2 separate regions of the Mus musculus genome follow, and region 1 is linked to region 2. The links are chromatin loops, found by intact Hi-C in ENCODE. Cell type or tissue: left cerebral cortex. All regions are shown on one strand. Each heading gives the region's core, and the rest is flanking DNA. Links, peaks and the distances in the headings are about the cores only.

Region 1 (12,116 bases), core at 1,426-9,425, 710 kb after region 2:
TTACTGCCACCTCTGTGACCTGCGGTTTCATGGGAGAGCCAGATGTAGCTGTGGGACTTTGCTAATTGTTCCCACAGAAGATTTGCAAGGGAACTGTGCAGATGCCATTTGTGCCAACAGTGTTATACAATTTTTGTTGTGGTGTGGGGTTAGGGTGCAGGGGGTGCAAGAATGCTTCAGAAATTATATGTAAGGCAATCCAGAGGTAAAAGGTAGAAACTACAGCAACTATTATGGCCAAGAGAGTACTCTCTGGGATATGAAGTAGTTAAATAAGGCCTTGTCAGTCCCACTGTGTATGTGATTCTTTCTGCTCTATATGCTGGCTAGGGATGCTGCAAAGACCATCGGAAATACCTGCTTCCATTGCTACTTTTAGGACACCCAAATCAACCCAACCCACAACAACAACAACAACAAAACCTACCATGCAAGAAAAGAAAAGTAGTCTTTAAGATTGACGAAACTGGGGCTAGAGCTATGGCTCAGAGGTAAGAGCATTTGTTACTCTTGTAGAGGACTCAAGGTCAATTCCAGCACCTCCATGGTGGCTTACAACTGTCTATACCTCAGTTCCAGGGATCCAGTGCCACCTTATGGTTCCCACAGGCATGCAGGTGGTACACAGACATATCTATGAGCAAAACACTAATATACATAAATAAATGCCCCCAAAAATGTTTTTAAAGATGGCTAGAAAGTAAGTGTTCAAGAAAAGGAAAAACTAAAATCTAAACCAGAAGTCTAAGATCTTTCTTCCCTTTTATAACCAAAAAGTACTAGAAAAGGTAAATTTGCCTGCAAATGAAAGGACTTATTATAACCTTAGCTTCTTCTCCTTGCTGGTGCCTTTTCTAATAGCAGAGGGATAGGGGCCTGGTGGAGAGATGTCTCATTGATTGCCAATACTTCTTTGAAATGACAAGAGGGAAGAGCAAGGTTAGAAAGCTGTGATTCCGACCACCCTGCTTGCTACTGCAGCACAAGAGACGTCTTCAGTCAAAATAAGGTACAAGAGTTTGTCAGTTTAATTATGCATGCTTTCTCTACCCATGATTCCTCTGAGTAATCAAATATGAGTGGCCAAACAGAATGAGAGACCAGTATCTCCTAGTAGTCAGCTGGGATCTAATCCTGCTGCTGACATACAATACCCTTGTCCAAAAAAAAAAAAAGAAAGAAAGAAACAAAAGTAATTGGCATCTGTGAATGAACCTTCAAAGTCTGTGTTCACCATCAGGTTAAATTTATAAGAGGAAAAACTGGGATTCATGTGTCCTAAGTATGAAGATTTGCATAGATGGTACTTAAACTGCCAACAGTTCCAGAGACAACGACTTTGAGGTTTTTGAACAAAAACAAAAACCAACAACAACAAAAATAAAAACCACCTTGTTTTAAGTTGTTGAAAAATTGAGCAAGAGTCTACTTTCTTGGCTTAAAACTCAGATTAGCTTGCAGTCAGCAAACTGTCAATTTTTTTTCACCCAAATACAACAGCTTCTATTAATATCTTAGACCTCTAAAGGTGGGAACTAACACACAAGAATTAAATTTTGAGTACAGCCACCTTTTAGCAGAATTCTTAGGGTGTTTGGGCAAACCTATCTGTCAATATACCTGTACGTTTGTACTGTATTTTACAAAGTATTTAAACTGGTCTGGTTTGTAAAAGAATTATTTTTTTCTTCAAAATTATTTGTATAATTGTTAATCACTAAATATTTAAATATTTAAGACAAGTTTTATTCCATTTATTTCTTCATTTGTACATTTCTGTGTGAGCTCTCCCACTCACTCACACGTGTGGAAGTAACAAAGACAGCTTGCAAGACTTAGTTCTCACACTTCCACCAAGTGAGTCCTAGCAATCAAACTTGGGTCAACAGTCTTGGCAGCAAGCACATCTCACCATCTTTAAAATATATTTTAAAAAACATGTCAACATAAACTTCCCCCTTTACTTCCAAGAAAGTAGTAAAGAACAAAATAGTGTCTTCTGGATATGACAGACTGCTGCACTGAAGAGTTTGTGTGTGTTACTGTGACTGTAAAAGATGGAGCCAGTCAACATTTCAGCATGGATGGGCTAAGGCTATGAAGTCTCCTGGGAGAAGAGCCCTTTTTCTTCCAGAGTGTGATCTGTGATAGGTCACTCACATTCCATCAGATGGCTCCGCACCCATGTTCATTTGGTTAACATTAATTACACACAAAGAAAGCCATAGTCACATACACAATGTAAGTGTTGAAAGGAAGCAATAGAGAGAAAAGAAACGAAAAAAAAAAAGATAGGAAAAAGCTGCACAAGGAAACAGAGGCCTAGATGAACACTATTCCTCATCAAAGCCTTGGGAAGCAGAAGGCTATCTCAGCATCCTTTCTGGAAGATAACATGCATGCTTTAAATGTCCATGCCCTTTAAGAATTCCACTTCAACAAATTTGCCATGAATAATCGAAATGATATAAGTAGATTGAAACAGTAGAGGAGGGATTAAATATTGATGTACATCTATGAGCTATTTAAAATTATGCTCATAATTATTGACAGATTTGTACAATCCTGTTCATTTGTCTGTGTATACGTGTGTTTATGTGTGAGGGTGGTTATGCATATGTGAAGGGCAGGTCAGCCTCAGGTTTCTTTCCTTAGGTGCAGTCTAACTTGGTTTGTTTGGTAGAGTCTCTTACTGATTGGAAGCTCACCCAGTAGACGAGGCTGGCAGTCCGGCACACACACACACACACACACACACACACACACACACACCCCACTCAGGATTCATCTGTCTCAACACCCAGTACTGGGATTATAAGCATGCACCATCATCTCTGGCATTTTAAACACAGATTCTGGAAATAAACTCTGGTCCTCATCTTGTATAGCAAAGACTTTGCCAACAGAGCACATCTGGTGAAGCTTTAAAGAGAGGTTATTAAATGGCATGAATTCAGGTATATCCTGAACATAAGTCCAGTATGTTTTCACCAAGAAGAGACAGAATTTTGTGCTAAAAAGGGCAGATGATCAAACACCATGAGGTGCAGGATTCATCACTGTCTATATATTATTAGTGATAGAATTCTCAAATCATGAACAAAAAACTATCTTCCTGGTGTGACTGCCTCTTGAAATGACCATTTATTATAACTAGTAGAGCATATAATATGGCCCAAATGGATGACTCCAAGTCCAAATTCTTGAACTGTGTGACTTTGTTACTCCAGTCATCAGGAACTGCAACTTATTTATGTACAACTTGAATCTAACTGGGCTTGCCACCTGCTTTAAGCACGCAATGCAGTGGAAGAGATGTTTTGGAGCGTTCTGTGTCTCCCAGGGATACACTATGGTTGTGTAGACTTCTACTTCTACTTCTGGAATATGACAACTAGAGAAAAGTTGATTACCCCTGTAAAGAAGACAGGCGAAGAGGTCTGGGCTGGGGTGGGTTGAATAGCATATGTAGAGAGGAGAAGGGCAGAGAAGAAAGGATGTGTGCTTTGGCCCAGGTACTAGCCTTCTAATGGCTCTGTACCTGTAAGTTTTAATTCCTCTACCTCCACCCAGTTCCCAACATGATCTCTCTCTAAAATATATATATATGTATATATGTATGGGGTGTGTGTGTATTGGAGAGATCTGGAGATGGAGGACATGTTCTTGCAGAGGTGGCCAAGAGGACATGTTCATGCAGAGGGCCACATGGTGGCTCACAACTATCCATAAGCCCAGTTCTAAGGAATCCGATGCTCTCTTCTGACCTCTAAGAATATGAGCAATACACACTTCTAAAACAACCTTTTAAAAGAGGACTATGGTATTCAACTTAAACTCATTCAGTCACATTACATAGCTCTCAGAAATGTTTGAACCTGTAGATCTTGCCTGACATCCTGGCTTCATCTCCAGATACCCTTTGTTTCAGACAAAATGAACACTACTTTCCACACTCTATGTCAAATTCCTTCCAGCCCCTATATGCCTATTTAACTTTCCCTTAAATTTTAAGATTTGGATCCCATGTATGTCATCATGTCCCCTAGAATATTTATTTTAAAATTGTCATGTGTACATTTGCCTGTATATATGTCTGTGCACAGTGCACATGTCTGGTACCTGCATTAACCAGACAGAAGACTCCATCTCCTGGAACTGGAAGTATAGATGGTTGTGAACTGCCATGTGGGTGCTCCGTGATCAAACCTGTATCCTGTGGAAGAGTAGCCAGGGCACTTGACAGCTGAGTCATCTCTCCAGCCTTCAGATTCACAAAGTTAAGACAACTAACAACCAAAACCAAGTCAGGCTTTTGGAAGAAAAGCAGTAGAGAGATGATGCTGTGTCTTGCCTACTTCACTTGCTTGTTCTCTCAGCATGTAGATGGTTATCTCATGTCTTCACGTGGTCTTTGGGTCTCCATCATCCTCAGCTCCTCTTGTTTGTTTCTTTTGAGACAGGGTTTCTCTTTATAGTCCTGACTGCCTTGGAGCTCACTCTGTAGAACAGACTGGCTACAAACTCAAGAGAGATCCATCAGACTCTGCCTCCCAAGTGCTGGTACAGAAGGTATGCACCACCACACCCAGCTTCAGCTCACTCTCCTCCCACGTGACTTAGATAGTAAACTAAACATAGCAAAATTGGTATTAAAGAAAAAAAGAAACTGACTTCAGACATGGAATTTGGGATAGCTACTTCTTGGGGGAGGAATATATGTACCTCTTAAGGTGCCAGAGGTGAAGATGTCTGTGGTGCTCTGCTCTTACTCCAGAGACTCATGCACCTCAGTATTTATAACCTACCTCCACTCACTGTACAGTGGAGACAAGAAAGTGGAATCAATCCTACAGCCTTTGCAGCACTGTCTTGGTTAGAGCAAGGAGGAATGCAGAAGGTAGACGTGTGGGTTTTGCTATGAATGCTAAACTATGTAAAGAGCATGTAAATACCACAGGAAGACAGGATCCCTGGAGACATTGAAGGAACAAGAGAGGGAGGAAGCAAGATATCATACTGAAGCATGTTATCAGAGTTGAAGGACACTGGACACAAGGCTTACATGGACACTAGCCCTTGAAAGGAGGACTGCATCCTAGGTCACATGGGAGGAAAGTGAACATCTCTACTCTTTACAAGGGAGAGCTGAAGCTAGGTGTGGCCATGCATGCCTTTAGTCCCAACACTTAGGAGGCAGAGGCAGGTGGATCTCTGTGAGTTTGCAGCCAGCCTGGTCTACAGAGTGAGTTCCAGGGCAGCCAGGGCTACACAGAGAAACCCTGTCTCAAATGAAACAAACAAAAAAGAGAAGCTTGAGAGTGACAGGGACCCAAAGGCCACATGAAGACATGAGGTAACCATCTAGATACTGAGAGAATAATCATATAACAACCAGTGAAACAGGAAGTCACAGTGTCTTCTCTCTCTACTGCTTAACTTCCAAACGCTGACCCTCAGGACCTACATCCACTATGAAGCCTGCTTACTTTACAGCAGTATTTCCCTTCTGTTGGCTCACCTATTCATTTAGAGACAGTTTTCCCATGTAGCACAGCCTGGTCTCAAGCTCGCAATTCTCCTGCCTCTGTTTCCCAGGTGATGAGAGCTTAGATGAGTGACACCTCACCTTATTCCCTCTTCTGTTAAACTCTGCCCTACCTGGATGCAGCGTTGGCTTTTTATGTATTCCCACACTATTTTGCAGTAATTATTTTGTGTTGTACATCACTTGGACTTCATGTGCTCTTTCATGAGTTGCTGAGTCCAAAATTGAAGGCTCAACATTATCCCCTTATTTTTAAAGTAGATTATCATGCATATGCAGAGTAACATTAGGATAATTTTTTTCTTTTATGGATAATTTTCTAAGTCTACTGAAACAAATATTCTGAAATGATAGAATGTGTACACAAATACAGAGCTTTGAGTCTCTATTAACAAAAAGTGTTTCAAGTATTGTTTGTTTGTTTGTTTGTTTGTTTGTTTGTTTTAAACAGGACCTCATGTATCCCAGGCTGGCCTCAAACTGTGTGACTAAACATGACCTTTTCCTACTGCGTCTACCTTCCTAGGTGCTAAGGATGGAACCCAGGGTTTTGTGCACTGTACAGGGACATCCCTGGCCTCCATTATAAGCCCTAGAACTACATTTTAGAAGCAAAACCAGAGAGCTGATATTAACATGTAAATGGTTTAATTTAAAACTTGTATAACAAATTGCTTATTGCCCATTAAAACTATTAACCTTTTTCATCATTTCAATGTTGAACATTTCTCTGAAAGGTAACCAGAAGCAGACTGTCATGGGCAATAGCAAATGCTGTGAGGAATGCCATCTTGTGGTGGGGAGCAGCCCATTGCATGTCTTCATTCAGTCACACCCTTCAATCCAGAAAGTAAATACTCAGGAAATATACAAACCACAATTAAGATCACTGTCACTACACAGCAATGGAAATGAAACACAGTTACCATTTTGTGTGGATTTAGGTACCCCAAAATGTTTTTTTAAGTGAAACAAATAGGACCAGACTAAAAATAATACAGAAGAGCTGCTGTCTATAACTGAACTTTAATAAAGCATCTTAAACATTACTAATCTTGGATCACCTTTCTCTTGAAGTAGGTGACTTTGTTTCCGTGTTCACTACTTCACAGTTCTGTCAACTGCTACATCCTACATCGGCCTGATTTTCAAACTTCACCAGCACTAACTACAGACATTCAAAGAGCAGTGAATGGGCCACGAAATCTCTAGCTGGACAGTGTACATGTCATCAAGTATTGTCCAAAATGGAATTTGAAAGGGGTTAAAAACGATGATTCTAATCCTAGTGAGCTTACTACTTCCTCTATGTTAGCTAACTATCTCAAGCACAAATTGTTCAATAAACACTAAATGACTAGATATGCAGCACCTAACTGCATTTAAATATTTGTAAATGCTATGCTAAATACCAGATATTTTGTTCCACTCAGAAGTGTTGGGTAAAGGAGAAACTGCCATACCAACAAGTGCAGAAAATAAAGCATGATAGCAGAGGGTTCCAGGTACTATGCTGGCCTCCGTCTCTTAGTCCAGAGATCAGATGCACACATAAACATTTACATAAAATAAAGCAAATGCTATTGTAGTCCAAATCAATGTTTGAGATTTATTATTGCTCCTTTCCAAGAAAAACCCCTACTCAGACTTCCTTACAAACCAATTTTGGATGAGTTTTTCTGCATGACTCTTCAGGACATCCACATCAGCTACACAAACCTGGTAATCCATCTTCTCCTTCTGCTTCATTCTCTCTAGCAGAGCCTCGTGAGGAGGGGGCAATGCATTGTACGAGCTCAGTAAGTAAAGCTGGCTGGACGACGTCTGGTTGAGTTCTTTAATCCCCAGTGCCTGCATGATAGCAGGGGCAAACTTGGAGTAGTGAGCTGTGGATGCAATGAGCACTGGGCAGCTTTTGTCTTGCATCTTGTCTGCAACCACTTTTGCAACAGCGGTATGTGGATCCAAAATATAGCCTGATGCATTGTAGGTAGTGCTGATAGCTGCGAGGCATTCTCCCTCAGAGCACCAGTCGGCAACAAACTCTTGCTGCAGCTTCTCGACCAGCATCTTCTCAATCCGGAAGTGAAGCTGACTCTCTAACTGATGGTATAAATTTGCCATTAACTGTCCGTCTTTGTTAGCCATCAAGTATAAATGTCGCTCCAGGTTGGAAGACTTGAGAATATCTATTGATGGTGAAAAGGTTTGTGCTAATTTCCTATTCCTTAGATCATAATGTCCAGTTTTTATGAAGTCAGTCAAAACGTGGTTCTGATTAGAGGCACAGATAAATTTTCGAATAGGGATTCCCATCATCTTGGCATACACTGCCGCCAACACGTTCCCAAAGTTTCCTGTGGGAACACAGACATCTACTGGGCTTCCAAAAGAAATAAACCGTTGGTTAACAAGCTCAAGGTATGCAGAGGCATGATAAACTATCTGCGGAAGTAGTCGAGCCCAATTTATAGAATTAGCTGAACTTAAGATTGTTCCATATTCCACAGCCAGAAAGCCAGTAAAATCAGAATCATTAAATATTTTTCTAATAGCTGTCTGGCAAAAATCAAAATCTGACCTGACACCTATTGCCCAACCATTTTCTCTCTGACTGCCAATTATCTCTGCTTTCTGGAAATCACTAACTCCGTTCTCTGGAAAAAATGTGACCACAGCTATTCTTTCCTTATCATTTTTATTAAGATGGCTAAACCCATTTAAGACTGCACTCCCAGTGTCTCCTGAAGTGGCTACAAGTATCACATAATTGCAACCTGGTGGGATACAGTAGGCAAAAATATGAGGCATAAGCTGTAAAGACAAATCCTTAAAGGACCCCGTTGGGCCATAGAACAACTCCAAGATGAACTGATTGCCAGAAAGGTGCCTGACAGGGGCAACTTTGGAGCAGGCAAAGTTTTCCCCATAAGCAGTTTCAATCATTTCTCCTAATTTGGCAGCAGGTATGTCCGCAGGGTGAATGCACCTTTCCAAGAGCACCTGTGCTCTTTCTATGTAGGTTGCTCCTATTAGGTTATTCCACTCCCCAGGACTTAGTTTTGGAAACTCCTTCTCAGGAACAAAGAGGCCACCATCAGAAGCCAATCCCTCAACTACAGCTTCACTGAAGTATTTTGGTGGAAACTTCTTGTCATGATCTTTAAGACAAACATGCCTTGTTGAAATGAATGTCTCTGAATCCACGTCTTGGTATCTTTTAACCACATCAAGCACTTTGTCTGCAACCTCCTCAGCTGAAGCCCCACTCTCACAGAAGACTCGGGCATCGTACCACTTCTTATAGTACAGTCTTACGTGCTTCAGCGAGTCTCTCAGAGATGCTCCAGTGTTCTGGCCAACAATCCTATCAATTCTCATTGATTTCAGACGACTAATTATATCTGTTAGAGGCACATCTAGGTATACAACAATTCCATTTTTCTTCAGATGCCACATGCTAGCATCATGCATGGGATTGGACCCACTGAGGGAAATCACACTTCCAGATGCAGACAAGTTTAACACTGTTTTTCCTTCCTCTTCTAAAAATCGCTCATTACCAACATCCTGCAATTTTTCAGATGCGCTCATATTCCAGGCTTTCTCAAGGACATCACTATCTACATCGATGACACAACAGCCTAGTTTGTCACCTAATATTCTGCCAACTGTTGTTTTCCCAGAACCAGGCGGCCCCATCAGGACAATATTTTTGTCTCCAACAAGAGAGTGGGTGGAGTGCCATGACTTCCCTGATTCTGCACGTGCAGAGGCTCGTGGAAGCAGGAGCTGTGTGCGGCTCTGCACTTTAACCAGCAGGCTAGAAAGACACTCCTGTGCTATCTGTTTCAAATGGTGACATCTGGTCAAGGTCAGCATTTCTTTTCAGTTTTCTGACCAGGCCAACCTAGGGGTTGGCTTCAGCCCTTTTTTAAGACACAAAAAAGGCATGTGATTACTGCTAACATCCTGACAGAACTGAATATATACATGCACTCAATACACAGATGTTCAAATTACTTCAAATCGATGGGACACTTTAAAAGTCTTATAATAAATACTGTGCACTATTCTTCTTAACAAGGTATTATAACTATGACATATTAATTACGTAACCAATGAGCCTCATCGTGCCATTTCCATCAGGCTTTTATTACGTTCTGATTATCTTTCCTCCACTCCCTCCCACCCCCTCCTCCCCCACCTCCTCCCTCCAAGGCCCTCTGCTATTGTCATGTCTATTTTGTTCTTTGAGAAAAAAAACAGCATTGGTTAATATCCTCTCAAATTTCAGGACACCAATAAAATGAGATTCAAAATGAAGTGTATGACTGAGGATTACAAAGAGCAAATAGACAGCAGAAATACTATTCAGAAAATACCTTATCAGAAAGACTTTAAAAATACAGTATCTCAAAAAAAAATACAGTATCTCCTACTAGTGTCCCCTTTCCTTGTAAAAATACTGTAGGAAACACTGGGTTACGATTTGTTGGCTTATAACACAGAGTATGTGTAGTTACACAAATACTCATTTGCAATTCACAAAAGCTGAGCTACAGTCTTAATATTCAATTTATCTTTATGATCATGTCAACTGACTATCGTTATTTATTAACTTCTCATAAAATCCACAATAGAAGACTGGAGTAAATGACCACACTTGCTCGTAAGATACGACTTTCTACACTGAGTCCAAGTGCGCCCTTTCCCTTCCTATATGCACACTGCTGAGGACCATGTTTATATATTTTCATATTGGATGCCTTTAAAAGGCCATAGTGGAATGGATAATGGACAAAAATTAATAAAGATTAACCAGCAAAGTCCTCACTTGTTTGCGTTACTGCAGCATCATTAGTGGTTGAACTTAAATTCTAGACTTGAGATAAACAGCCAAGAAACACATAAAGATACTCAGTGCTGAAAGGATACCACTTTGGCATCTCGAGATGATCTACAATTTTCAATACCGATCCAACCCGTCTTTGGAAATGTACTCATTTTTAAAACAAAACATGCCAGGTATCAAGTATTGTGTTAATAACTTGTAACATTTCTTAAATTGACTGATGTAGCTTTATAGGTACAGAGTGAGGCCTTTTACACACTCTCTGATAGAACTAGTATGCAACTAAACTACATCAAAAATTAAGTGGTATATTTACTCATAAAAATTTTCCAACAGTTCACTGCTTTTGACACTACCTAAACTCTGTTTTACAATAAAATCTTTAGACCGTTTTTTAAAATCTAACTCTAAATTTTACTTACAAGCAAGCTGGCCTGTCAAGAGGAAAACTTCATTTCCTTATTTGGCTTTGTGTGGTGCTGTGCTTAACTCACTGAAGTGGAAGCACACCATTACAGGAACCACAGACGAAGAGTGTACTGAGTCTGAGGCAAAGTCGATCTTTGCAAAAAGCAGGGTCTACAACGAAAAAGAATTTCAAGTTAATCCTAACTTCATACAGTATCTTAAAATTTTATGCATAAATATTTCAAAATGGCACTTGAAATTTGTAAATGACAAGGAAAATTTTTTCATGTTTCCAAATCTATTATTGAATAATTAAAATACTGGGCTTTTATCTTGAAAATTTTATCATATAAATGTATTTTAGTAACAGTATTGAAGTTATTTGAATCATCAAGCAATAAAAGACAACATATCCAGGGCTGGAGTGATGGCTCAGAAGTTAAGAGCACTGGCTCTTGCAGAGGACCGGGATTTGATTTAGTGCCCACACAGTGGCTCAAAACCATTTATAAACTCTAGTTTCAGGGAATCTGACACCTCTTCTAACCTCTATAGGAACCAGATAGGCACATAATGTGCACTATACAGAGAAACCCTGTCTCGAAAAACAAAAAACAAAACAAAACAAAATGACAACATAACCAAATAGTAGCAATTGCAGTATCTTTCATTATGACCTCTGACTTTAATTTTTTTAACTGTATGTTTAATGCTGAGGGCAGATTGGTAAACTAAAAGCTATGCAATGAGTACCTAAACTGTTCTTTCAGATTTTCCTGTTCATCTAAGCCACTCTGAAAACCCTGTAAGCCTCTGCTATCCACACACAGGTCTTAGCTACTGAAATAGATCTATGGTAAATTCAAAGTGTATATTCTGGTAAGTATCACAGAACTATTTGTGGGACTATGATAGGCAACCTATTTTGGTTGAATGGGGCTCACTCTAGCGACCAAGTAGAGAACTCTACAAGGGACAGAAAAGTGAGCCACATTCCCAGAGACAGGTGCCTGACACCACAGAGCCCCCACAGTTTCCTGACTATAGCCAAATATCCTCCTCCCCACAGTTACCTGGCAACAGCAAGATAGCCCAGCCCACTATAAAAGGAACTGCTTGACCCCCTCCTCCCTCTCTTTAAGCTCTCACCTTTCTTACTCTCATCTCTAGCCCTCCTTCTCTCTCTCCCTTCCCCCCTCTTTCCACATGGCAGTGGTCGGTCTCCCTCTTTCTACCTTCTCTCTTCCCCCCTGCCTTTCTACACATCCGTGTATGGGATGCCCAAAGCTGGGCACTTGGTGCCTG
Region 2 (12,116 bases), core at 1,507-9,506:
TTGATTATTTCCTGCTGTCTACTCCTTTTGGGTGTATTTGCTTCCTTTTGTTCTAGAGCTTCTAGGTGTGCTATCAGAATGTTAGTGTATGCTCTCTCTAGTTTCTTTTTGGAGGTACTCAGGGCTATGAGTTTTCCTCTTAGGACTGCTTTCATTGTGTCCCATAAGTTTGGGTATGTTGTGGCTTCATTTTCATTAAACTCTAAAAAGTCTTTAATTTCTTTCTTGACCAAGATATCATTGAGTAGAGTGTTGTTCAGTTTCCACGTGAAAGTTGGCTTTTTATTATGTATGTTGTTATTGAAGATCAGCCTAAGTCCATGATGATCTGATAGTATGCATGGAATAATTTCAATATTTTTGTATCTGTTGAGGCCTGTTTTGTGATCAAGTATATGGTAAATTTTGGAGAAGGTACCATGAGGAGATGAGAAGAAGATATATCCTTTTGTTTTATGATAAAATGTTCTGTAGATATCTGTTTAATCCATTTTTTTTCATAACTTCTGTTATTGTCCATGTGTCTCTGTTTATTTTCTGTTTCCAGGATCTGCCCATTGCTGAGAGTGGGGTGTTGAAGTCTCCCATTATTAATGTGTGGTGCAATGTGTGCTTTGAGCTTTACTAAAATTCCTTTAATGAATGTGGCTGCCCTTGCACTTGGAGCATAGATATTTAGAATTGAGAGTTCATCTTGGTAGATTTTTACCTTTGATGAGTATGAAGTGCTTCTCCTTGTCTTTTTTGATAACTTGGGTTGGAAATAGATTTTATTCGATATTAGAATGGCTACTCCAGCTTGTTTCTTCAGACCATTTGCTTGGAAAATTGTTTTCCAGCCTTTTACTCTGAGATAGTGTCTGTCTTTATCCCTGAGATGGGTTTCCTGTAAGCAGCAAAATGTTGGATACTGTTTGTGTACCCAGTCTGTTAGTCTACGTCTTTTTATTGGGGAATTGAGTCCATTATTGTTAAGAGAAATCAAAGAAAAGTAATTGTTGCTTCCTGTCATTTTTTGTTGTTAAAGTTGGGAATCTGTTCTTGTGGCTGTTTTCTTTTAGTTTTGTTAAAGGATTACTTTCTTGCTTTTTCTAGGGTATAGTTTCTATCTTTGTGTTGGTGTTTTCCCTTTATTATCCTTTGAAGGTCTGGATTCGTGGAAAGATATTGTGTGAATTTGGTTTTGTCATGGAATACTTTGTTTTTCCATCTATGGTAATTGAGAGTTTTGCTGGGTATAGTAGCCTGGGCTGGCATTTGTCTTCTCTTAGTGTCTGTATAACATCTTTCCAGGATCTTCTGGCTTTCATAGTCTCTGGTGAGAAGTCTGGAGTAATTCTAATAGGCCTTCCTTTATATGTTACTTGACATTTTTCCCTTACTGTTTTTAATATTCTCTTTATTTAGTGCATTTGTTGTTCTGATTATTATGTGTCAGGAGGAATTTCTTTTCTGGTCCAGTCTATTTGGAGTTCTGTAGGCTTCTTGTATATTCATGGGCATCTCTTTCTTTAGGTATGGGATGTTTTCTTCTATAATTTTGTTGAAGATATTTGCTGCCCCTTTAAGTTGAAAATCTTCATTGTCATGTACTATTATCCTTAGGTTTGGTCTTCTCATTGTGTCCTGGATTTCCTGAATGTTTTGAGTTAGGATCTTTTTGCATTTTGCATTTTCTTTGATAGTTTTGTTCATATTCCCTATGGAATCTTCTGCACCTGAGATTCTCTCTTCCATTTCTTGTATTCTGTTCCTGATGCTCACATCTATGGTTCCTGATTTCTTTCCTAGGGTTTCTATCTCCAGAGTTGTCTCCCTTTGGGTTTTCTTCATTGGTTCTTCTTCCATTTTTAGATCTTGGATGGTTTTGTTCAATTCCATTGCCTATTTGGTTGTGTTTTCCTGTAATTCTTTAAGGGATTTTTGTGTTTCTTCTACCTGTTTAGCAGTGTTTGCCTGTAGTTCTTTAAGGATTTCTACCTGTTTCACAGTGTTCTCCTGTAATTACTTGAGGGATTTTTGTGTTTCCTCTTTAAGGGCTTCTACTTGTTTAACAGTATTCTCATGTAATTCCTTGAGGGATTTTTGTTCTTCCTCTTTAAGGGCTTCTACCTCTTTATCACTCTTCTCCTGTATTTCTTTACATGAGTTATTAATGACCTTCTTTAAATCTTCTACCACCATCATGAGATATGATTTTTAAATCCGTGTCTTGCTTTTCGGGTGTGCTAGGCTTACCAGGACTCGGTGTGGTAGGTGTACTGGGTTCTAATGATGCCCAGTATTCTTGGTTTCTGTTAGTAAGATTCTTATGTTTGCCTTTTGCCATCTGGAAATCTCTGGTGTTAATGATCAAGCTTTCTCTCATTGGAGCTTGATCCTCCTGTGATTCTGTTAGCCTCTGTCAGCACTCTTGGGAGTCCAACTCTCACCTGAGTTCCAGTGGTCAGAGCACTCTCTACAGGCAAGCTCTCCTCTTGCAGGGCAGGTGTCCAGCAGTCTGGGGCTCTGATCCACCTCTTGAGTTCTGTGGTCAGAACCCTCCCTGTAGGCTGACTCTCCTCTGGCAAGGAATGTGCCCAGGGGTCTGGGTCTGAGGATAAAGGCCTGAGGGGACCCTGACCAAGAAGCTCTGTTGCTCCTATTGCCCACATGCTCTCAGATCATCAGGAGGTCCTGGGTGTGCTAGAGGTCCTGTGGCGTGTAGAGCCCTCTGGTGCCCTAGATGCCCTCAGCCTGGTTCATGGAGAAGATGGCGGAGCTGGCCCCTACCTGAATGGATCCCAGCCTCTGGTCAGGTGGGTTCCGTTGTCCCTTTTCCTGCTGGCACAAGACCCTGCTCGATTCTTTGTAGCTGATGATGTGTTCCACTCACCTGTGATCTCGGGGTCCTGCAGAGTGGAAAGCACTCTGGAGCCCTCAGCAGCCTCCGGTGGGCTCAGAAGGAAGATGGTGGGGGTGACCCTGACCAGAATGCTGGTTTGGTCTTCTTATTGTGTACTGGATTTCCTAGATGTTTTGGGTTAGGATCATTTTGCATTTTGCATTTTCTTTGATTGTTGTGTCCATGTTCTCTATGAAATCTGCATCTGAGATTCTCTCTTCCATCTCTTGTATTCTGTTGCTGATGCTTGCATCTATGGTTCCTGATTTCTTTCCTAGGGTTTCTATCTCCAGAGTTGTCTCCCTTTGGGTTTTCTTCATTGGTTCTACTTCCATTTTTAGATCTTGGATGGTTTTGTTCAATTCCATGACCTGTTTGGTTGCGTTTTTCTGTAATTCTTTAAGGGATTTTTTTGGTGTTTCCTCTTTAAGGACTTCTACATGTTTAGCAGTGTTTTCCTGTAATTCTTTAAGGACTTCTACCTGTTTAGCAGTGTTCTCCTGTATTTCTTTAAGTGAGTTATTATTGCCCTTCTTAAATTCCTCTACCAGCATCATAAGATATGATTTTAAATCTGAATCTTGCTTTTTGGGTGTGTTAGGGTATCCAGAACTCGCTGTGGTGGGCATACTGGGTTTTGATAATGCCAAGTGGTCTTGGTTTCTGTTAATAAGATTCTTTCATTTGCCTTTCACCATCTGGTAATCTCTTGCGTTAATGTTCTAACTTTCTCTGGCTGGAGCTTGTTCCTCCTGTGATTCTCTAGCCTTTGTCAGCCCTCCTGGGAGTCCAACTCTTTCCTGAGTCCCAGTGGTTAGAGCACTCTCTACAGGCAAGCTCTTCTCTTGCAGGGAAGGTGCACAGAGGTCTGGAGCTCAGATCCACCTCCTGAGTCCTGAGGTCAGAGCCCTCCCTGTAGGCTGACTCTCCTCTGGCAGGGAAGGTGCCCAGGAGTCTGGGTCTCAGCTCTGCCTCCTGGCTGAGGATAAAGGCCCAAAGTGATCCTGTCCAAGGAGCTCTGTTGCTTCTGCTGCCCCCATGCTCTCCTGAGTAGACTGGTCTCAGTGATCTCATGATCCTTTGTGTGCTAGGACCTGCCCAGTTTGCACCCAAGATGGCACAGAGCTGGCGCTGACTGGAACAAACCCCAGCAGCTGGTTGGGTGGGATTCCTTTGTCCCTGTTCCTGCTGGCACAAGACCCTCTGTGTTTTTTGGAACAGATGTTGCATTCTACTCACCAGTTATCTCAAGATCCTGGGTGTGCTAGGGCACCTACAGTGTTGAGAGTCTTCTGGGGACCTTGGGACCCTCCACCAAGTTTGTGCCCAAGATCTATTGATTTCCTTTATCTTATCTTTTATGCCTGAGATTCTGTCATCCATCTCCTGTATTTTGTTGGTCATTCTTATATCTGTAGTTTCTCTTCTCTTTCTAAAGTTTTCTATTTCCAAGATTGCATCAATGTCATGTTTTCTTTATTGCTTCTTTTTCATTTTCAGGTCTTAGACAGTTTTATTAATATCCTTCACCGGTTTGATTGTAGTCTCCTGTATTTCTTTATATTTATTTGATTCTTCTTTTAATGCTTCTACCTGTTTGAATGTTTTTTCCTGTATTTCCTTAAGAGATTTATTCATGTTCCCTTTAAAGCTCTATCATCTTTGTAAGATTAAATTTAAAGTCCTCTTCTTGTGCTTCAATTTCATTAGGATATCCAAGATTTGTTTTAGCAGGATAGCTGGGCTCTGGATGTACCATATTGCTCTCGGTCTTGTTGATTTTGTTCTTAGGCTGTTCTTTAGGCACCTGGTTTTCCCTGGTGTTGGCTGGATAATCCTGATAGGAGCAGAACTTTTCAGGAAGGAGAAAGGAGCCCTGAGCCAGACAATGGAGGTCAGAAGACTCTGCTGTCTGTGCCTCAAGCAGACTCCACTGACAAGGGATTGGTAGAACAATGTTCCAAGCTGTTAAATCTTCAGGGTCTTCTCAGGCCTCTTGGAGTAGTAGGAGGCTCTTGGGGTCTTGCTAGGGTCCTCAGGACCAAAACAATGAGGCCAGAGTTAGACAATGGAGCTCATGGAATGCCTGGCAACTCATGTCTGCAGGCTGTGTTGCTGGCAGACTGGAGTGGAAAGGAATTGTTGGAGCAGAATTCCAAACTGTTTAGTCTTAGGGCCTCCTAAGACAGGGAAGCAGGACGTTCTTGGGGTTCTGCAAGACTTCTCAGGATTGAAGAGCAAGAGCAGAGTTAGACAATGGAGCTTAGAGGATCAAGCACAACTCACCTTTGCAGGCTGTGCCCTAGGCAGACTCAATTAGGATGGCGAGAAGATCAGACTGGGATGGAATTGGTGGGGTAGGGTTTCAAGCTAGTTAGTTTTGGGGACCCAAAGGTTTCCATGGGAAAGCAAGATGCTCTTGGGTTTCCACAAGGTCCTCCGGACTGAAGAAGAAGCCCAGAGCTTGACAACGGGCCCCTTTCATACTTGAGAAAAATATTGCATAATTTATTTGTCAGTTTTATAACTATCTTTAAGTAATTTTATTACACACACGCACACACACACACACACACACACACACACACACATATATGTATATGTTTACATATGAAAGTTGTAAACTGTTTCCCATTACCTGATGGTTTCTCTTTTGCTTTTGCTTTTTATTAATTCACTCACTTTTTCTGCAGTACTGACTCTACTGGATTTCCAGAGGTAGTATGAGTAGGTCCAGATGCTCAAATCCTGTGGTAAGATATTACCGTTCCTTACTGTCAGCTTCTTCTAAGCACTCTTTTCCTTGGATTTTTACAGCCTACAGCTCCAGGCTGAGGAGCAACCTGCAGAAGGAGATTGTTTCTCATCCAATAGATAAGAGGAAGTTCTACTCCCAAAGTGTCTTGACCTAATTCATATTCACCTCCCATGACAGAAGTGAAGTTGAGAGATATTTGGATCCAAATCTACCCTGAGCTGTATGAAAAATGCAGGCAGATACTCTCCTAAGGAAGACTTGGCTGTGATACTAAAGAATGTGGGGTGGGCAGTGCTCTGGCACCACTCCCACTGTCTGACTGTCTTTCTGTCTGTCTGTCTTCCCCTGCTGGCACTTGGGATGGACCTCTTGGCCTCGGGCATGTCATTGAGCTGTGTCCCCAGCCTTTCCACTTACACTTTTATTTCTTGGGTTTTATTTTATTTTATTTTAACAGCACCTGGATTTCTTGAGTATAATCTGACTGTGCTAACTAGCTCCCAGTTTTTTTCCTGTTCTGATAGCATCTCTAAACAAAGTTAATGCTTTACGTTGCTTTATAATCACTGCTTATAGACCAGGTAGTTACAATGTAATCAGTAACTGTATTTACTGAATCAAGCTAAAAAGAAAAAAAAAAAAAAAAAAAACTCTTTTAAAAGTATTTAATAGTATTGGCCACCAGGTGTCCTCCCAGTTCCAGGAAATGTCTATACATCCCCAGACATTTTCCACTTTATTTGATTTGCTTTGAGAATGTTAACCAGATAATGTTTAATGAGATCTTTGTTCCAAATCTGGTTTTAAAATGTTATACCCTTAAGAAATAAGATATTAAATGTTCAGAGTAGCAGACCTTCAAACTAGACTTACAGGGATATTTCCACATGTTAAATGTTCTAGCACCCTTTAAGCTCTGACTATCTCTGAATTGTGGGAGTCCTTGAGGCCACCTTGAGTTCTTAAGTTGTTAGAAATGCTAACACTGCAATGTGGCAATTATACACTATTATTCTCTTTAAAGGCTAACTGTGAAGAGTTCTTTTTTTTTAAAGTATGCTTTGTTAATGTTAATGTTTGTTCCTGCAAGACCAAAAAGATGTACTTATATCTGTTATAAAATATGTGATCAGAAGAACGATGAATCTAGAATGGAATTTGGAAGACCCTTTCCCCTCAGCTTTTCCACACACACCTAAATTGAAGTTTCTTGTAGGCATCAACAACTGGTTCTCTCACAGGTATTGAATAGACACTTAAATCATCACAGGTGGTCCAAAATACATAGACATCTCTTAGTGTCCCTGGAAGACTGGTTCTATACCCTCTCAACCTTGCAGCTACCCATACCTGAAGATGTTCAAGTCCTTTACAAAAGGGATGTACTACTTTAATATAATCTATGTATAACATCCTACCTTAAGTCACCTCTAGATTACTTATAATATCTATGAGAGGCCAACATTAAGTTGATATAATAAAGACTATTCCCTGGGTATGACCAACCCACAGATATAAGGAAGCATGGTTCTTTGACCTAATAACAATGGCAACAAACTATGCAAATGTGATAAAGCTATAGTTGAGCCTGTAGGAATCATAAAGAAGGTATTAGTATCATGTCTTAGAGAGGTGGGACTCTCGACTGAATTCAACTCCCACTCCTGTTAGCTCCCTCCCAGTTGCAGGTGTTATGGGTATAAAAAGAAGAAAACTGAGTGGGAATGTGACTCAGTGAGGTGGCTTTCATAAGTCATGATCCATGCTGATGTGGGACATTGGGATCATCCATTCCCCTATAAGTAACACTAAAGTTTCTATACTAAATTGACTGGTTCAGGTGTTTAGACTTGGATGCAATCCTTTTTTTGGTCTGGAAACTTGGCTGGGATGAATAGACATTTCTTTATACCTCATGATCAATAACTCACTGTAATGTAAACAGTTGTTATATGTTATTTCTTTTTAGGAAATAGCATTAAGAAATCGATCTGTCCACATCCTGCACAGGTGTGTCACACGGTACAACCTGTTCTTCTTGGATACTTGTTTTCTTGTGATTGGTTGAATCTAGGAAATACAGGAACCAGGGGATTCAGAGGTAGGGTATTCTTTGTTATTTCTTGTTCTTTTTAAGCAGTTTGAAAAACAACCCTTGAAACTGATGAATGCTTAAGACAGAGGAGCAAACACAATACTCTGGAAGACCTGGGATGATTGTTGATTTTATGTATACAACATTTCTCTTATTTGAAGGCTAGAGAGATGCCTCAGTGGCTAAGAACATGGCAGCTCTTGGAGAGGACTCCGTTCAATTCCCAGCAGCCACATGGGGGCTCACAATCACTGTAACTCCAGTTCCAAGAGATCTGATGTCTTTTTGTAGTCTTCACAGGCCCTCCATGAATACCGCACAAAGACACACCTAAAGACAACCACAAACACACAAATATGTAAGTAAATAAGTAAATAAGTCTTCAAAGAGGCTTCCTTTTTACTTGACTTAGTTTTACATTTTTCTTTTTATTGAAAATACATCCATTTCTCATATGATATACCATGAGAAAAGAAAAATCATATCAAAGTTGGACAAGCAAACCCAACAGAAGTAAAATTTCCCAAGTGCAGGAATGAGAGTCAGAGACCCACCTATTCCTACACTCAGGAGTCCCATAAAAATACTAAGCTGAAAGCTACAATATATATGCAGAGGACCTGGTGCAGACCAGTGCAGGGCCTGTGCCTGCTGCTTCAGACTCTGTGAGTTCCTATGAGCCTGCTTCATTGATTCAGAGGAACTTGTTCTCCATCCCTATACTCTGCAGATCCTCTTACATAGTGTTCCTGAGCTTGGGGGAGAGAGATTTGATGGAGACATGCCATTTAGAGCTGTGCATTCCAAGAACTCTCTTTCTTTCTGCATAATGTCTGATGATGTGTCTTGTTTTTTCCTGTCTCTTGCAGAAGGAAGCTTCTTCTTTTTTTAAAAAAAATATTTTTTATTAGGTATTTTCCTCATTTATGTTTCCAATGCTATCCCAAAAGTCTCCCATACCCTCCCTCTTACTCCTCTACCCACCCACTCCCACTTTTTGGCCCTGGCGTTCCCCTGTACTGGGGCATATAAAGTTTGCAAGTCCAATGGGCCTCTCTTTCCAGTGATCTAGGCCATCTTTTGATACATACGCAGCTAGAGTCAAGAGCTCTGGGGTACTGGTTAGTTCATAATGTTGTTCCATCTATAGGGTTGTGGATCCCTTTAGCGTTATGATGACTGAATACGGCACTGCTCTGTGAGTATATGGGAATATTCTTAGGAGTCATTTTATTAATAGTTTTTCTTTAGACCAATAGTGTTTGGTTTTACCCTAGGTCTCTGGTCTATCTAGTCTCTGGCTCTTGGTCAGCCACGCAGTGTTGGGTATGGATTCCATCTTGTGGACTGGGCCATAAGTCAGTCAGACATTGTTTGGCTCTTCCCACAAGTCTGTACCACTGTTACTCTAGCCCATCTATAAGGCAGAACAGGTTGTAGGTCAAAGGTTTCGTATCTGGGTTGGTGTTCATGTTTCTCCTTTGGTAGCCTGCAGAGTACCTTCTTGCACCAAAGACACTGACTAGAATGTGGGGGTGAAGCTCCATGTAGGCACTAGCTCAACTTCTCCACATTCAATGTTCAATGAGTTCTGTATGTGCTGTCCTCAGTAATGAGGCCTCAGTGTCAGTTTTCAGAGAGCAACTCATTATCTTAACAACAGTCTAGTTTGTTTGGAGATTTCCCCTGCCCCTCCCCCCCAAAAAAATCAATTGAATACTACTGGAAACCTCATGTGGTGACAAGAGTTAGACAGTTGGGACTCTGCATTCCTCATTATTAGGAGATCTTATTAGGACTGCCTTCAAATGTTTTAGGAAATTTACATTGCATTAGGTTTCCATATTGTCTCTCAGATGCCCCTCAATAGCATCTGTCTCTCCCTGAATCCTCTCCCGAAACCCAGTCTTTCCTCCCTGTCCACATCTGATCATCCCTTTCTGTCCCCACCTGCCCCAGTCCACCTCCAACATCTATTCTATTTCTCAACACTAGGACGAGCCATAGAAGGAACTCAAATGGCTGGGAACTACTTAAAGAAATGTTCAACATTCTTAGCCATTATGAAAATGTAATCTACTCTTCAAAATCAAATGTCCTTCAAGATTTTATCTTACACCTGTCAGAATGGCTAAGCTCAATAACACAAGTGACATGCAGTTAAGGATGCAGAATAAGGGGAACAATCTTCCTTTGCTGGTGGGAATGCAAATGTGTACAGCCACTATCAAAGTCAATAGGGTGATTCTTCAGAAAATTGGGAATTGATCTACCTCAAGATCCAAGTATACTACTCTTAAGCATATACCAAAAGGACTCTTCAACCTACCACAGAATGCTTGATCAACCATGTTCATTATAACTTTCTTCATAAGAGCCGAAAATTGGAAACCATCTAGATGTCCCTCAACAGGAGAATGGATAAAGAAAATGTGAATCATCTAACTATGGAGCATAACTCAGATCTTTAAAAAAGACAACAGAAAATTTGCAGACAAATGAATGGAACTAAAAAAAAAAAAAAAAAAAAAAAAAAAAAAAAAAAAACATCCTAAGCAAGGTAACCCAGATCCAGAAAGATGGCATGTACTCACTTATATGTGGATATTAGCCATTAAATAAATGATAACCAACTTACAATTTATAGACCCAGAGAGATTAGATATAGAGGAAGGGACTTAGTCTTTTAAAAGTTGCTTTTGATTTAATTTATATATATTTTTTTCTTATCATTTGTTTGTGAAACAGGGACATAGTGTGTAGCTCTGGCTGTCCTGGAATTCTCTACGTAGTCCAGGCTGGTCTTGTACTCACAAAGATCCTCCTGCACCTGCTTACCAAGTGCTGGAATTTAAGGCATGTGTCTCCATGCCTGGCTTGATTTTTAAATTGTCAACAAAGAAAGTAAACATTTATGTTGATTAATCTTGAATTTCTCTTTTTAAATGAATGAAGTATGGAGTTAAATGTCGATACTAATTTTTAAAATCCACCAGTTGGCAGTGTGATGAGTGAATGCACATTACCCATCAAATTTATATATTGAGTTCTCAATCTTGACTGCTTCAGAAAGTAACTTAATTTGAAAACAGGTTTGTCCTGTTAGGTTCCCCCCTCCTCAACTTGACACATGCTAGAGTTATCGGAAAATCTCACCTAGGAAATTATCTCTGTGGGGCAATGGGCTATGCAAAGACAATCTGGTCTCCAGTCGAGCTGAGGTGTGGAACCCTGGTACCCGATGGTGATAATACCCGCCTACATGGGACAGAACGAGTTCCCTCATGTCTACTGGATTCAAGGCTCCTGTCAAAGTTACCGCCCTCCACAGCCCCCACAGGAGAAGCTGTGGCTCGTAGTCACATAGACTTCAGACCTTCAGGCTAGACTCCTCCCAGTTACCTAGCAACACCAAGATAACAGCCCACCATAAGAGGGGCTGTTTGGCCCCACCTCACTCTCTCCTCGTTTTCTCTTACTCTCTCTCCCTCTCACTCTCTTTTTCTTACTCTCTAGCCTTTCTTCTCTCTCTCTTTTTCCCCCTTCTTTCTTCTTGGCCATGGTTCCATTCCTACAGATTTTAACTCCAGCTCCCAGCAGAGGTGCCTACTAACTATTCTGGACTGGTAATAGTAAATAAGCAGAAACTAAAAGATAATGTGTATGCTACACATACACACAGAGAGACATACACACAGCTGTGCATGCACTTACACACACACAGACACAGACACACAGGAGCCCACACACATACATAAATGTGAACACACAGACACAGATACACACATGCGTATGCCCAGACACACACACACACACACACACACACACACACACACACACACACGCACACCACACACAAACACATACACACACAAATATAGGTGATCAGTAATTAGCCTTAGCTAACATATTTTACAGTAGAAGTAATTGTTGTAAGATATTTTAAAAATCATTTACTGAAGTCTGGACCTGGGCCTGGGGTCTTGAGCTCTTAGTATTATTATCTGATTGATCTTCCACATATAATTAATTATAATTAATATGTAGATGATAGTTGTTAATGAAACAGGTTATTGATTCTCTCAGGCTACTTATTTTTACAGTAGTCAGAATCTTCTGGAAGCTGAGCTTCATCCATTGTATTATATTAATTATAAGAGCTGTAGAAGATGTGACAGAATTTGGAATGCATGACTATGGGGCCCTTCAGTGCTCTGAGCACTGGGGTATTCTTAAGGGACCATATGTGCTACTCTCTGAAATTAGGGCACAGCCCTAATATGTGGGAGGTGTGACAATGGCTCTGATATGATGTCTATATCTTAATTCTAGAGCCTGTGGAAACTTATTTTTCGTGGTAAAGGGAATTTTGCAGAGTG

The links. A loop is a pair of places that touch in the nucleus more often than their neighbours do. Peaks named below come from ENCODE experiments on the same cell type or tissue, not always from the same donor. Only the 100,000 strongest peaks of a DNase experiment are listed, where the experiment ranks them.
Region 1: a loop joins it to region 2, with 9 times the contacts of the local background. A loop is called at or near these places in 5 of 42 quality-filtered maps.

Annotation. Positions count from the first base shown.
Region 1 is chr2:21,208,751-21,220,866 of GRCm38, reverse strand. Thnsl1 (threonine synthase-like 1 (bacterial)) reads right to left here. Exons shown (of 3, transcript NM_177588.2): 2 at 10,826-10,982; 3 at 5,858-9,477. The coding sequence starts at 9,430. The coding sequence ends at 7,187. Among named protein-coding and RNA genes, the nearest start is that of Thnsl1, 9.1 kb to the right of the region's middle. In left cerebral cortex, for the core only: a CTCF peak has its summit at 6,342 (motif pointing left); a DNase peak (open chromatin) is centred at 6,319.
Region 2 is chr2:21,922,064-21,934,179 of GRCm38, reverse strand. It overlaps Gm39767 (a long non-coding RNA gene), which reads left to right. Exons shown (of 6, transcript XR_866004.1): 3 at 7,612-7,743. Among named protein-coding and RNA genes, the nearest start is that of Gm39767, 36 kb to the left of the region's middle. In left cerebral cortex, for the core only: CTCF peaks have their summits at 6,336 (motif pointing right) and 7,961; a DNase peak (open chromatin) is centred at 6,378.